2 separate regions of the Homo sapiens genome follow, and region 1 is linked to region 2. A link is a loop called in an ENCODE intact Hi-C map of the cell type or tissue named here. Cell type or tissue: endothelial cell of umbilical vein. All regions are shown on one strand. Each heading gives the region's core, and the rest is flanking DNA. Links, peaks and the distances in the headings are about the cores only.

The links. A loop is a pair of places that touch in the nucleus more often than their neighbours do. Peaks named below come from ENCODE experiments on the same cell type or tissue, not always from the same donor. Only the 100,000 strongest peaks of a DNase experiment are listed, where the experiment ranks them.
Region 1: it touches region 2 in a loop (5-fold over the local background); 5 of 110 quality-filtered maps call a loop at or near these places.

What each region holds. Positions count from the first base shown.
Region 1 is chr13:99,912,736-99,920,464 of GRCh38, forward strand. All of the region lies in intron 1 of CLYBL-AS3 (CLYBL antisense RNA 3), which reads right to left. Among named protein-coding and RNA genes, the nearest start is that of CLYBL-AS3, 41 kb to the right of the region's middle. RefSeq lists enhancers at 634-1,135, 1,136-1,635. In endothelial cell of umbilical vein, for the core only: a CTCF peak has its summit at 3,955 (motif pointing right); a DNase peak (open chromatin) is centred at 3,966; H3K27me3 peaks cover 518 bases.
Region 2 is chr13:100,539,460-100,547,188 of GRCh38, forward strand. The region is part of intron 2 of GGACT (gamma-glutamylamine cyclotransferase); the gene reads right to left. It also overlaps the pseudogene RPS26P47. Among named protein-coding and RNA genes, the nearest start is that of GGACT, 45 kb to the right of the region's middle. RefSeq lists enhancers at 3,427-3,606, 5,037-5,760, 5,761-6,483, 7,232-7,729. In endothelial cell of umbilical vein, for the core only: a CTCF peak has its summit at 3,542; DNase peaks (open chromatin) are centred at 3,552, 4,782 and 5,462; H3K4me3 peaks cover 387 bases; H3K27ac peaks cover 385 bases.

The sequences.
Region 1 (7,729 bases), core at 1,596-6,595, 630 kb before region 2:
GAGACAGGGTCTTGCTATGTTGCTCAGGCTGCTCTGCAACTCCTGGACTCAAGCGTTCCTCCTGCCTTGGCCTCCCAAATTGCTGGGATTGCGGGCGTGAGCCACCATGCGCAGCCCAGTTTTTAATTTTAAAAATATTTGTAGCTGAGCGAGGTGGCATGCACCTGTAGTTCCAGCTACTTTGGAGGCTGAGGCAGGAAGATTGCTTGAGCCCAGGAGTTTGAGTCCAGCCTGGGTAACATAGTAAGAACCCTGTCTTTATAAAAAATTAAATAAAATAAGATAAATATTTTTTCTTCACAAGGACATTATTATTTGAGAGAGGAAAGGAGATAAAGGAAAAAATGAGGCCTAGCAGGAGTTCAAATTCCCCAGGACCCCGGGCCCAGGACACCCTCAGCAGCTCCTTAGAGGGACTCACTTGCCTTCCCCGCAAACCTTCACCCCTTCCCACCAACCTCCAAGCCCCAGCTCTGAGGCTTAGGCTTATGAAAGTCAACTGGGAACTCTGCACAGCATTACTGACAGAGGGGTCCAAGCTATTAGCTTCTTTTTACAGATACAGACTCTAAAACAAAAAAACAAAGAAGATTATTTTTGGCCCAAGAGGCTGTCCAGCAGAACACCAGAGGCTGGCCTCCCATGGCTCAGTTCCCCAGCTTTCAGCTTTCAGTTGGAGCGCGCGCTCTCCAAAAGTCAGCATCAGCCAGGCTCGTGTAAATATTTGTTATTGCCATCTAACCGTTAGAATAGATTGTCCCTGTCTCTCATTTTGTAAATCATTTTGTTGCTCACGTAATGCAAAATAGCTTTGACTTACAAAGACAGACAGGAGTGGGAGAAGGAGAAAGATTTAGTAAAATGATCAGTCCGTAGCGTTGTAGCTCATATTTTGGCAAATAAAATGAAGACAGCACAGACCAATTTCTAAAAGAACAACCCAGTCTGAATACAACGAACCTCACCAAATCCTTTTCTAGAAAACAGCACTAAAGGTTACAGGCAAAGCCCGTGCTAGAGTAGATGCCGCTTCCTCAGAGGGAGCAAGTGCTGGGGAAGGTGGCTTGTGGCCGGGTGCGTGGGCACTCAAAGCCCAGAAGTTCAAAGGCATCGCCCAGCTGGCGGGCACCTCAGCAAATGGGGGGAATCATACCCCCCCCGCCACCCCACGGAGGGTGCAGGATGTCCTTCTGCAGCGTGTTTTCCCTAAAAGTCAACGCCGGACATTCATAGTCACTAGCCTAAGCTGGTTTCACCTGTAGGGAAAATACCAAGGAGGGAATCAGCAAGTGCCTGGTGGAGGTGCTGGCCCGACCCCCTGTGTACTGCCTTGCCTGCAAAATTATTATGCCTGCTTCTGTTTCAGTTGCATGAAGATTAAATAAAATAATTTACAGATCCATGAATTAGCTATCTTTGAAAATTATTCTGCTGGCTTTCTTTCCTCACTCTAACCTTCTTTTACATCTCCTAGTCTTGCAGAGTTTCCACAACTATAATCTGAACCTATGTTTCCTACGTGGTCATACAGTTTTTTAAAACAAAATCGGTTTTCCCATTTTCTCTTCTTACTTACCATCCATATACATACCCTCTAGTCAAAAACCAATAACAAAATCAATTGCAATATTCCATTCATTCATTCATTCAATAACTATACTTTGAATTTACTGGGAGCTAAGTGCTAGACCATTATCCCCCTTTCACTCAAGAGTTCTGTCAGCCTGGGGATTACATCAGAAATCCCAGTTTTGGCCGGGCACAGTGGCTCATGCCTGTAATTTCAGCAGACTTTGCAAGGCCAAGGCGGGCAGATCGCTTGAGGTAAGGAGTTTGAGACCAGCCTGGCCAACATGGTGAAACCCCACCTCTACTAAAAAAACAAAAGTTAGCTGGGCATGGTGGGCACCTGTAATCCCAGCTACTTGGGAGGGTGAGGCAGGAGAATCGCTTGAACCTGGGAGGCGGAGGTTTCAGTGAGCCGAGATCTCGCCACTGCACTCCAGCCTGGGCAACAGAGCGAGACTCTGTCAAAAAAAAAAAAAAAAAAAAAGGAAGTAAGAAAAGAAATCCCAGCTTTACTGGCTTTGGGTTTTTTGGTTTTGTGTGTGTGTGTGTGGTTGTTCTTGTTTTAAGGCAGGGTCTCCCTCTATTGCCCAGGATGGAGTGCAGTGGCACAATCAGAGTGGCCTCCAACACCTGGGCTTAAGTGATCCTCCCTCCTCAGCCTCCCGAGTAGCTGGGACTACAGAAACATGCCAACACTCATGGCTCTTTACTGGCTTTTGAACTAGGATTTGAAAAACCCAAGATAATCTACAAAAGAAACTTGCTGCTGAAGGTGCTTCCTTTTCCCAGCTTCACTCCCGTCCTGTGCCTCCCCACAGCCTCCTTCCAGGAAACCAGGGTAACCAGGTCCCCTCCCCAGCCCCACAGGGCTCAGGCACCCAAAGGATTTCCTCCCATGGCTCCATGGTCTCCACTAACCCTGACCAAAGATGGAGCGCTCTGCCTCCCTGTGTCTCTGCCCAAATTTGCCCACCTTTTTACTCCTAGCTGCCATCAGTTTCTATGAATAGTCATCAATTTTTTGTTTCTTTTCCCTTTTTTTTTTTTTTTTTTTTGAGACAGAGTTTCTCTCTTGACCCCTAGGCTGGAGTACAATGGTGCAATCTTGGCTCCCTGCAACCTCTGCCTTCCGAGTTCAAGCGATTCTCCCGCCACAGGCTCCCAAGTAGCTGGGATTACAGGCGTGCACCACCACGCCCAGCTAATTTTTGTATTTTTAGTAGAGATGGGGTTTCACCATGTTGGCCAGGCTGGTCTCAAACTCCTGACCTCAGGTGATCTGCCTGCCTTGGCGTCCCAAAGTGCTGGGATTACAGGTGTGAGCCACCATGCCCAGCCAATGGTCTTTCTGTAAGAAAAATTATCAACAATTTCCACAGACTTGCCATAGTTTGTGGCAAGAAAATGTAATGCCTGCTCTCGTGTAGGGCATCAAAAGTCAATGACAGGATAGGCACATCAGAAGATGATACAAGATGTAATAACAGGCTGGCTGGGCTCACCACACCCTGCTCCCCCGGGTGCCTGGCAAACATGGCAAAGCCCAGACACGGGCCCAGAGGGGAGGAGCCGGGTGCCCCAGGCTAGGCCATGAGAAGTACATTTGAGGTTATTGGTGGGTTTCCCTAAGGAGAATGAAAATCCTGGTCTCCATCCTAGACACAGGTGGGTCCTCAGGCAGTAGCTGCCATTCTGAGGGTGGAGGGCTGGACTCAGTTCCCTGTGGGGGAAGAAATTCCCCCTCTCCATCATGCTCTCTGGGGCTGCCCTCCTGGCATGATGTTCTTGAGAGAGCTCCAAAGGGCCACAGTCTAAAATGGCCACTGCTACCAGGTGTGAAGACCCCTGCAGTGGACAACCAGCGAATTCCCCTTCACCATCCCTGTACTTTTAATAATGTCATAACTGCCAAGAGTTTCCCCCAAGGACAAGGGCTATTTCCCTCCCACTCCCAGTCCCAGGGACATTCTCCTATTCAGCCAAACCTGAAGGATGGGACTATGGGTGGCCATCACCCAGCTCATTTCCCCAGCGGTTCCCTGCAGAGAATGGCCAGGTCCCACCCCCCCGATGAGCCTACTTCTCCATCACAAATCACAGAGGCCCCAGACTCATCAGGCAAATAGCCCTGGAGGTGTCACTTTCCTCCTCAGACAGGAAGAGTAGTTGGAATCCTGTCACTCACCCAAGAGAAGAAGGTCCAACGGGCAGAGGACACCAAGCTCATTCCCTTCCTCCCTCTTCATCCCCCAACCTCTCCATCTTTATCTTTCTCCCGATGGGGAGCACCTTCTACCTTCCTTCTACATCTCATCGCCTTCCTAAGTTCTAGTTCTTTCTTTTGGGTTGGCAGACACCAGAGGGCAACATAATCTCACCTACTTGCCAGTTCTCCCATTTCACCAGTAGAGGGAAGAGTTTGAGAGAACCTACATCCACCAGGAGTATGTGGAAATTATTTTGAAATATGGAATTAGCCAGAGCAATAGAATAGCTCTCTCAAAGGCATCCCGTGCCAAAGCATTCTGTTCCCGTTGGTAAATAATCTGTTATAAAACTGGTTAAATGCATATTAACTCACCAGAGCAAGACACTGGCAAAATTTCCCCCCAGGCTGTATTTTGCAAAGAAAGCACTTTCACATGATGTCAGACCTGAGATTCAACTAACACAAGTCACATATTTTCTAAGGTAGTACTGACGCTCCATCCCTCGCCCACCATTTAGTCTTTTGAGATCTGGTTATTATTTTGGTTCACAAATAGTTGGTAAGGCGTTGAGCCCTGACTGTCTCGTTGTTTTCGATACATGTCATTTCAGCAATACGGGTGCTTCCAGGGGGCATATGGGCAAGTGAAGATGAGTGGCTTAGAACTGATTATGCACTGGGTGGCAGAGTCCTTGAGACAATAGGTACCCAGGCAGCCACTGTCAATCTTGGAAGTCCGTGCAAGAGCACACCTCACCACACGCTCCCCATTCCGCCATGCATACCGAGAAAACTAGAGAAGGGTCCCTCCCGGGGAAAAATGTTTGGAAGGAGGGATACAGAAATAAAACTTGTGCCATTGACTATTTACCAAATTATTATCCTGACCAAGTTAACATCAGGACCTTTAAAAAGTAGCCAACACGGAGCCGAGCGATCTGCTCAACCATTGCAATGTGCTCGATTGTTTGGATCTAATGACCTGACCTGGATATTTTCTGCTTGGTATCCCTAGCATTTGAACCACTTCCAAAGCCAGAGGTTTATGGAGCCTTTGAATGCCCTAAGAGTCTGTGATTCTCTCCTTCTTTAGATGGACTTTTTAAATCCTAGTTGCTGAATTTATTCAAGTGAATTGGCCTTCATTTCTTCATCAACACCCTTTCTTTAATAATCTCCAACCAAGGTTCTTATCATAAGATCCAAAATTAGATGAGCATTTTGGCCAGGCATAGTGGCTCATATCTGTAATCCCAGCACTTTGGGAGGCTGAAGCGGGCAGGTCACTTAAGGCCAGGGGTTCAAGACCAGCCTGGTCAACATGGTGAAACTCCATCTCTACTAAAAATATAAAAATTAGCCAGGCATGATGGCATTGCAGGTGTGTACCTGCAATCCTAGCTACTCGGGAGGCTGAGGCATGAGAATCACTTGAACCTGGGAGGTGGAGGTTGCAGTGAGCCAAGATTACACCACTGCACTCCAGCCTGAGTGACAGAGTGAGACTCTGTCTCAAAATAAAAATAAATTAAAGAAGTAGATGAGCATTTTCATAAATCCCTTGAAACAGTGAGCACAATTGTATGTGTGTGTCACATTTGTGGGCTTTCTGGGGAGAAGGCCCATAACTTCCATCAGATTCTCAAAGGGCTCCACGACCCTGGCTTTTCACTATGTATTTCTGACGTTGACTAGACCAGAACTTCCCAGTCAGTGTGCAGGATGGGTTACAGGTGTGTGCCTGAGCTGCTGATCCCTACAGCCCTTGGGTCAGGAATGGCAGGGACTTCCAAGCTGGTCATCTCTTGCCAAGAGCCGCCCAGTTGCCATCAAATATTATTTTCTCTGTGTGCCCCACTACAGTAAACTCCTCACTTCTAACCCCTCTGGCATCTTCGTTCTCTGTGTCTCTTCCTCATCTCCACGGCCTTCATCATCCAGCGGGAAGCTTGGCATCGGCCTGGCTCCCTCTAGTGTAATCTGCACTTGGTATACTTTGTCAAGAAAGGGCAGGGGTGTGGTGGTCTCCCCTTCCTAGAAGCACCGCTACCCTCATCTTGGGGATCTGCCTCACCTGCCATATAGTGGTACAAGAGACCAGCTCATTTCATCGCCTAAATTACCCCTCTCACTCTAATCCCACATATCTGCCCGTTTTCTGTGGTAGCTATCCTTTGCCTATGTGTCTAGAAGAATCTCTATGCCAGTTCCCTACTTGGCTCCCAGCTTTGTTACAAATATTCCTCAGTGCACATTTATGCAGAGGCTTTTTCCAACTAAGACACTTAAATCTTACGCAGAATCCACGTAGAGCCAAATTCAAACACAAATATGACAAACCAGCTGGACATGGTGGCTCAAGCCTGTAATCTCAGCACTTTGGGAGGCAGAGGTGGGCAGATCACCTGAGGTCAGGAGTTCAAGACCAGCCTGGCCAACATGGCAAAACTCTGTCTCTACTAAAAATACAAAAATTAGCCATGCATGGTGGTGGTGCCTGAAATCCCAGCTACTTGGGAGGCTGAGTCAGGAGAATCACTTGAACCTGGGAGGTGGAGGTTGCAGTGAGCCAACATTGTGCCACTGCACTCCAGCCTGGGCGACAGAGCGAGACTCCGTCTCAAAAACAAACAAACAAAAACCAAATATGACAAACGGGGCAGGCAAATTCCCATGACTTCCTGACTAATAGAGCACCCCCAAAATACTGTCACCTTCCAGACCCTGCCCAACCTCCAAACACACAGAGTCCTCATGTTCCGTGACCAAACAGGCCACCCAGGGTTAGTCTGATCACCAGATGCTCAGGTTACAGCATTCTGCTCTCAGCAATTCCATAATTCTGGCAAGCTAAAAAGCATGTCACTCATTTAGAATTAATTTATGATTCAGATATGTATATGAATGACTTCAACAAAATGTTGGCAACTGTCTCCTGCACTTCAACTGTCCATATCAAAGGCTCAATCACTGAATTCTTCAGTATTCTTCTAACCCACATCACAATTTTGTGAGAAAAAACTGTCTTTCTTCATTTTTCCAGTAAACCAAGCTGATAGCCCAAAATGTCAAAGTCAGGTTTCTAAATAGCATCAAAACTTTCTTCCTTCCTTCCTGTCTGAACAACCTGATCCTAGACACAGCCCTGACCCCTCACTTTCTAGTCAATACTTCCTTTCAAAAATATCTCACTTCCAAGAGAACGAGGTTGCTGCTCAGCCATGAGGAACTATAAGCGCATGTTTCTTTTTCTTTTTTTTTTTTTTTTTGAGACAGAGTCTCGCTCTGTCTGTCGCCCAGGCTGGAGTACAGTGGTGCGATCTCGGCTCACTGCAACCTCTGCCTACCAGGTTCAAGCGATTCTCCTGCTTCAGCCTCCTGAGTAGATGGGACTACAGGTGTGCACCACCACGCCTGGCTAATTTTTTGTATTTTTAGTAGAGATGGGATTTCACCATGTTGGCCAGGCTGGTCTCGAACTCCTGACCTCGTGATCCACCTGCCTTAGCCTCCCAAAGTGCTGGGATTACAGGCGTGAGCCACCATGCCCAGCCTAAATGCATGGTTCTTAAATGTGTAAGTATAGTGTTACTAGACAGAAGGCCATGTGAAATAAGAAATGTGAGGTTGAGAAGGATGAGAAGAGAGCCCCAAGGTTTGCGAATTTCACTTTGCTACCCAGGAAAAATTACAAGCCCACAAAGACGTTTTATCTTAAAACCTACCACTAGTAACTCTAAAATAGCATTAATTTTTCTTAGAATATTTCCAACTGTCGTTAGAAAGGTCTTCCATCTGGGCGCTCCTTGAAAGCATGGCTCCTTGAAAGCAATGTCCGCGTTACGGGGCATTGGAGAATATTTAGACCAAGATGAGCGACTTCCTTCCTAATGAAACTGACAACCAGACTGAGTTCAGGATCACTTTACTCAAAGGATATAATCTCGGTAA
Region 2 (7,729 bases), core at 1,566-6,565:
GATTGTGTGTTTTTTCCTTCATTCTGTTAATGTAGTGTATTACATTGATTGATTTTCTTATATTGAAACATCCTTGCATTCCAGGAATAAATCCCACTTGGCCATTGCATATAATCCTTTTAATGTGTTGTTGAATTCTGTTTGCTAGTGTGTTGTTTAGGATTTTGGCATCGATCTTCATCAAGAATATTAGTCTGTAGTTTTCTTTCTTGGAGTGTCTTTGGCCTTAGTATCAGGGTGATGCTCAACACTGAAATGTTCCTTCTTCTTCATTCTTTAGAAGAGTTTCAGGAGGACTGGTGTGAATTCTGTAAATGTTTGGTAGAATTTACCAGTGAAGCCATCTGGTCCTGGGCTTTTTTTTTTTTTTTTTTAAGTACAATTTCCATTTTATTTTTCTCCAGAGAATAGCCTGTCTTCAGTCTTTAAGAACTCAGCTCCTTACATGGGCTTTGGTGGGGGACGTGGGGCAGCACCCGCAGGTCTAAATCGAGGTGGGGGTGTTCGGTCCTTGCGGGCTTCACGAGATCGATTCCTGACTACTTTGCTGTGAATTGCACAACTCACACAGTAATGTAGCTTCACATACAGCTTGGGAAGCACATAGGCATCGAAGACGCTCGCTTCAGAAATGTCCCTGACTGCTGCGGCCTCCACTATGTTTCGAATGACGAATTTCTTAATGGCGTTGTCCTTGGGCACGCATCGGGCACAGTTAGTGCAGCGAATAGGCTGCACGTGGCCGCGGCCCTTTTTGGCACGACCATTGTTCCTTCTTTTCTTTGTCATCTTGGAGGCACGGACCGGAGAGAGAGTGGGCTTTTCTTTTGGGGGAGATTTTTGACTGCTGCTTCAGTCTCTTTACTAGTTGTAGGTCTGTTCAGTCTCAGTAGGTTGTGTCTTTCTAGGAATTTGTCCATTTCATCTAGGTTAGACAATTTGTTGGCATAATTGTTCATAATATTCTCTTGGCCTTTTTATTTCTGCAAGATGTGTTGTTCTGTAGGACGTGATGTTTTCTCGTCCATTTCTGGTTTTAGTTATTTAGATCTTTTCTCTCTTTTTATTTAAGTTAAAGGTCTGTCAATTTTGTTAGTCTTCTCAAACAGCCAACTCTTGGTTTAACTGATTTTCTCTGTTGTTTAAAATTCTCTTTTTGTTTATCTCTGCTCTAATCATTACTGTTCCTTTCCTTCTGCTAGCTTTGGGTTTTGTTTGTTGTTTTTTGAGCTTCTTATCTCCTTGTACTCTTGTTCCTTGTCTCTCATGTTCAGCCCATCTCCAAGGGCTGCTGTGAGGATCACAACCAACAGGACACATGAAAAGTCTATAACACTGGCCAGATGCCTCTCAGAACCGCAGCAGAATGTGCCTGTGATTCATTCTGGCTGAGAAAATGTCGGGCTCCTCTTTGGGTGCACCAGGCCCCTGGGCCGGGCTGGGAGGGGTGACACTGCCACTGCAGAAGGGGATGCCACCTTCTGAGAGCCACATGTTACTGTGTCTTCAACCCTGCCCCCTCTCACCATGCTAGTTTTTTGTTTGTTTGTTTGTTTTTCCATGGCACAGGGTTAGAGTCAGGGTCTCAGATAAAATGTAAGGGCTTGGTTTAATGAGTAATGGTAAGAAACGGCTGTAGGCAAGCCATCTGAGTTTTTCCAGATTAAAACAAGTATTTCTCTTGGTCTCTACCTTAATGTGAAGTAATTGCCCCCAAGTCAGCCCTGCTGCATCAGACACAGTGTGAGCCCAGCCCTTGCAGGGCCAGCATCAGGAAAGGCAACCTCAGAATTCTGTAGATGGGCATTTAGGGACAGAGTGCAGGGCAAGTATCAAACAATCCACTGTGCCATAACAGGCCTGACTTGAGTTCCTGCCTCCATCCCTGAGCACCTGTGGGACTTTGGGCAAGTGATTTCAAGTTCTTGAGCTTCCATTTCCTCCTATTTACCCCAAAGAGTTACCCTCCACTGACTGCCGACTGTGCAGGCATGAGCACCTGATGAATGTGAATTCCCTCTTCCCCTTGGCCCTTCCTTATCCCTGCTCCCTCCTCAGGTCTCCACTTAACTCCATCCTTTATCAACATCTTCTAGAAATATCTACTAGCTATAGTCTTCTCAAAAATAAAAATGAACACATTATAAGTGGGAGAGGGCATCAGGCATATCGAGTAGTGGTTGTGGCCTTAATGATTTTCCAAAACCAAGAAAAATGCTTGGGAGGGTGATATTACGTAGAAATGAAGGTGATTAGGCCACAGAAGGTTAATTCCAACTCTGGAAAATCAGTTCAGTAATTGTCTTCTGCAGAAGATGATAGCTTATTTCTGTAAAATAAAACCAGGCAATAAAAGTTAACCTTCATTTCTAGGAAATAATCCAGCCTGCTAGAATGACCAACTAAAATTTTCTACATTTTATGTATTGAGTTCAATAGCATCCTTCATAACATAAAGTTAGTTTGAGAACACTACTTATGCAATAGAAAAGAAAATAGCCTGCATTTCTGGCTTCTGTCATAAGAAAAACTTCATTACCTTTCTGATTGTGTTTTGAACAACACACACAGATCCTAACAGGAAGAAACTTGTCCCCATGGGGACTGAGCCAGGATCAGAGTTAAGCACTGAAACAAGCAATTAATTCCCCTTAGAGGATTAAGGCACTCAGGTTCACTTTGAATCAGAAAAGCGAATCAAGAATAAAATGGTGTACAACCAAGAGGCTGCCAGTCCAACTTACTAAGTTAGAGAACTGAAGAGCAACCCCGGGTGCACAGGAGAAGCAGAGCAGCCGCTGACCCCCCCAGCAAGAAGACGGGTAGGGTTTGTTTCATGGGACAAGATCGTCCTTCATGACGCTGTGGAAACGTTGGGGAGAGCACGGTTTGTGCCCTAGGACGCTGGCCTTACTCTTAACAGATCCAGTCCACGAAAGTAAATCTAAAAAGCGTGTTCCAGCCTGCCACGCTGTCATCCCTCGTGCACGGATTTCCTCATAGCATCTTACTGTTAATACACAGAATCAAAGAATGACATGCATGAGACCTTAACATCAGTTTGGAGAATTTTACTTTGGGTTCCTAGAGCCAATTCTGAGGGCACTGAACATCTCTGCAGATGTCGTTCCCTGATGCTGATGTGTTAAGGATAAGGGCGGCCTGCTGCTGTGGTCAGGATTCAGGCATCCTCCACTCTGGAAATCCAAGAGGCCAAAGCTGAACCTCTGTCCCAAAGCTAACTGGTCCGGACAATAGCGGCATCCAGGGGACAGCATGGAGGTGGAACAGGCTCAGAGAGTCTCCAAAAGCTTTAGATCAGCAAAATCTGGTTTCCCATTGCCAATATTTGAGAAAATAAGAAGACTCATGAGCTGTCCATCTGGTCGGGCGCTGCCTGAAATGCCTGTCACTTATTCAGCAGTTCTCCTTCTTGAAACGCAGTCCGTCTATAGTTTCATATTTCACCACTGAAGCAGAACTTGAAAGTGATTACGAGTCCTTTGCATAACTGTTAGATTTTTTTCTTGATTTCTTTTTTCTTAGCCACCTGGTGGCAAGAGTGTAAAAGGCAGGATTTAAGAGTTTATGATGATAGTTTACAAATCACAACCACTTCATATGCCTGGTACACGTTTAAAAGCATGCATACGCAGACCAGGTGAACCGAACAAGGAAAGGGCTAGTGTTTAACTCTTCTTAAACTAATTTACAAAAGGATTTTAAAAAGACACCAGCTTTTTTTTTTTTTTTTTTTTTTTTTTTTGAGACGGAGTGTCGCTCTGTCACCCAGGCTGGAGTGCAGTGGCGCGATCTCGGCTCACTGCAACCTCCGCCTCCCAGGTTCAAGCAGTTCTCCTGCCTCAGCCTCCTGAGTAGCTGGGACTATAGGTGCCCACCACCACGCCTGGCTAATTTTTGTATTTTTAGTAGAGATGGGGTTTCACCATATTGGCCAGGCTGGTCTCAAACTCTTGACCTTGTGATCCGCCCACCTCGGCCTCCCAAAGTGCTAGATTGCAGGCATGAGCCAGCACGCCTGGCCAACACCAGCTTCTAACATAAAAACCACCTTTATAAATGGTGCCTCAAGAAAATATTCATCTTTATATGAAAATTTCATGACAGGAGGAAATGTTAGTAAAATCTGTATGTCATCATGTCAAAGCATCTGTTTTCTCCACATGATATATCAAGCCAGTAACAATGCATACTGCCAGTTGGCAAGTTAAGACTTTGTTAGAAAAAAGTAAAATGATTTAGACTTGGGTAGCATGAAGCTCAGGCCCCTGCCAGAGGGGCTCTGCCACTGGCCAGGGAGAAATAGTATCAGAATCATAAACTCCTGGTCCAGAAGGTGGCATGGCAAAGAGCTTATCTCTATCTTTACATTTGCTGCATTAATTTGCTTTTGTCATTCAATACCTCGTGTCAAAATTGGCCCCAGCAGATCCTGGGCCCACCAGACTCACGAAGGGCATGGTGATCACGGCTGTACACTGGTTTCAAGGACACCAACTGCTGCTCTAGTCCTTCTGTGACCACCAGCAGCCCCACACTGTGCCAGCCCTGAGCAAACGCAGCCATTCTACATGGTGGAGATGGAGTAAGAGTCACATGCGATGTTGTGCACGTTTCCCCTAGAGAGGGTTTTTCTTACTTTATGGAAACCTTCTTGTGTCTCATCAAGTAGCCACTTCCCCTCCCTCCCCCACTGTAACATTATTTTCCCTGGAGAAAACGCCGAGTGTCTGATATAGTTACACATTAATTCTTCAGAAGTTTCTTAGAACTGTAGGAAACAGGTGAAAAAACAAAATGCCTTGAACTTTCAACCTGTGCCTGGCCTGTGTGCGCGAGGCGGGCCCTAAGGTCACTCTTCCCCGCGCGGCTCGGGGCAACGTGCCAGGGAGGGCTCGGGCCGCATCCTGTTGGCTCTTTGATGCTTTCGTTTTGTCGCTTGCTAGTTTCTTTACAGCAAAGGCAAGGGCTTCCTGCTAAGGCAGACCCCTCACCAGCCCCACTGCATACCCCGGAAAAGTCCCTGGCAAAACACCTTTCTTCCATTATCTGCACCGGCCCCGGTAAAACGCTGGCGCCTTTGAAATCAGAGGCCAGGGTCTCCTCTTCACAGTTCGCTCAAGACACTGAACACTTACGGGTCTGTGAAATCAAACGGACACTTGGTCCCTGATGCCACCCCAGGCCTCCTGAATGCTCCTCAGCAACCATCCCTTGAGTTTTTACTCTTTGGCCATGCCAAATATAAATAACGATTTTTTTCATGCCATATCACTTTAAAGGCAATTGTGTTGCCACCTTTAAAATGTTCAGTGACCAACAACGCAGACATGACCATCCCCTGCATCCCCATGTCTGCTTCAAGTATGGAAAGGAATCACTGGAAAATCCCAAGATGCCAGGCCAGGGAACGAGCTCTATGCAAACAGGCAGGATGGAGAACCGGCCAGGGCCATGGCCCCAAATTCCAGGCACGGCAGCAGGAGCGGAGGTGCTGCCAGCCCCTGCTGCCTCCTGGTGTGACACTCAGAAGGCGCAGCGGAGGCGGCAGCAGGAGGCAGAGCCAGGAACACATGCTGGGCAGGCGGCCAGCGGCCCAACACTGGAGATGCCGTCAACCTCGTCACACAGGGCCAACCTGCAGGCACGGCCTCAGGAACCTGGCTCCACTTGCCGGACCTACCTGTGGCTCACGGGGGATCAACGCCACCCCCAAGGGAGAGCCCTGACTCCATGCCCACCCCATGCCAAGTGCTTTACTTACATTCTTCACCTGGTGCTCCAAACCACATGGTGAGGCCGCTTCACTCCCAGCTTCTCCCCCCTTTTGCAGATGGGGAAGCTGGGGCAGAGGTGAAGTGACTCACACACAAGGCGACCCAGGCAAGGGCAGCAGAGCCTTCACGTCCCTTCCTGACCTCCTTCCTGACCTCCACGTCCCAGGGCCCCTGGAGGAGGGCACCCCCTCACTGCCCCCAAGCACTCCAGGGCCCCAGGCAGCCAGTGGCCTGGGCTGCCCTCATACCAGGCTCCAGTCACATCTGCCGTGGCCTCCTGAATCTAGAAGGTGCCCTCAGGGTTTATTAAGCACACCCTGGGCTGCCTGCCTGCCTGGCATGTGCCATGGAACTGGCACTCAGAAGCTGCCACTATCCTGAAATTCCCGATTTTGTCTTTGTATTTTGTAAGCAAAGCGAAGCCTGCTGGAATAACACAGCACTCCTGTGAGTGGAGAGCCCAGGAGTGTGGGATCGTGGTAGACCCAGGGTGTGGGGCTTTCTGGCATTAGGGTGAAGCTTGGGTGAGCTGCTGCACTTCCCATTGCAAGCAGAACCTGTTCCCCCTACAGAAGGAAGTAAGGGTTCGGAGAATTCAGACACCAAAGGCCCCATCATGTCCCTTCCTACACATGCGTCAGCCAACCACATACTCGGAAAATGACACAGAAAGCCAGGGCAACCTGCTGGGCCACCCAGAGTGCCTTTCCCCCTCTTTTCCTCCATCATCAGTAGGTGAAGGCAGACAGTGTTGATAGAATATGTGCACCTCAAGAGGTGAAAAACAGCTCAGTTAACTTTCTGATAAGAATGAAATAGATGGCCGGGCACAGTGGCTCACGCCTGTAATGCCAGCACTTTGGGAGGCCGAGGCGGGTGGATCACGAGGACAGGAGATCGAGACTATCCTAGCTAACATGGTGAAACCGCATCTCTACTAAAAATACAAAAAAAATTAGCCGGGCATGGTGGCGGGCGCCTATAGTCCCAGCTACTCGGGAGGCTGAGGCAGGGGAATGGCGTGAACCCGGTAGGCGGAGCTTGCAGTAAGCCGAGATGGCGCCACTGCACTCCAGCCTGGGCGACAGGGCAAGACTCTGTCTCAAAAAAAAAAAAAAAAAAAAAAAGAAATACGCATGTGTAAGTTATGAAAACTGTCATTTCTGTGATTCCACGAGTTAAATGCACTGAAACTTAAAACTGATATTGTACAACATAAACATAAAGATGAATGAAAAACTCCATGCTGAGAATTTTGTAATAAGGAAATAGACTGGGTGCGGTGGCTCATGCCTGTAATCCCAGCATTTTGGGAGGCTGAGGTGGGGGGATCGCTTGAGCCCAGGAAGTCAAGGCCACAATAAGCCATGATCTCACCACTGCAGCATGGGCCTCAGAGTGAGACCCTGTCTCTGAATAAATAATAACAAATATGGAATATGTAATAAAATAATGTTTAGTTTTTAACAACTAAAACCCTCCATGCCAAGTTGCGAGGCTGAGCTGCGAGTCAGCAGAGGAAAGGGCTGCCGCCTCTTCTAGGTCTCTCGACTGCACCTTTTCTTGCTTTTCGAGCAAGGGAGTCGCATGGCCCATCCTCATGCCTCTAAACCACAGCTCCTCGAGGGCGAGGTCTCGCCTTCTCTTCCTTTCACCCCCCTACGTCATCTGGCACGGCCCGGCGCATGCAGTAGGCACTTCATAAATACTGCAGGAAGCCAAGGGGCCATCCCACTCAGCCCAGATTCCCAAAGAGGCACGATGGGCCTTCAGGCTGTTGGGAATCCTTCAAGTTCTCCTTGTCTCTCAAACCCTACAGGTTCAAACATAGCCCTGGGGGCACATTCATAGGCCCTGGATTCAGTGCCGGCTCTGCCACCTCTTCCTTCCCACAAGACAACCAGGTCTCCAGACCCTCAGACCAGGCCCGG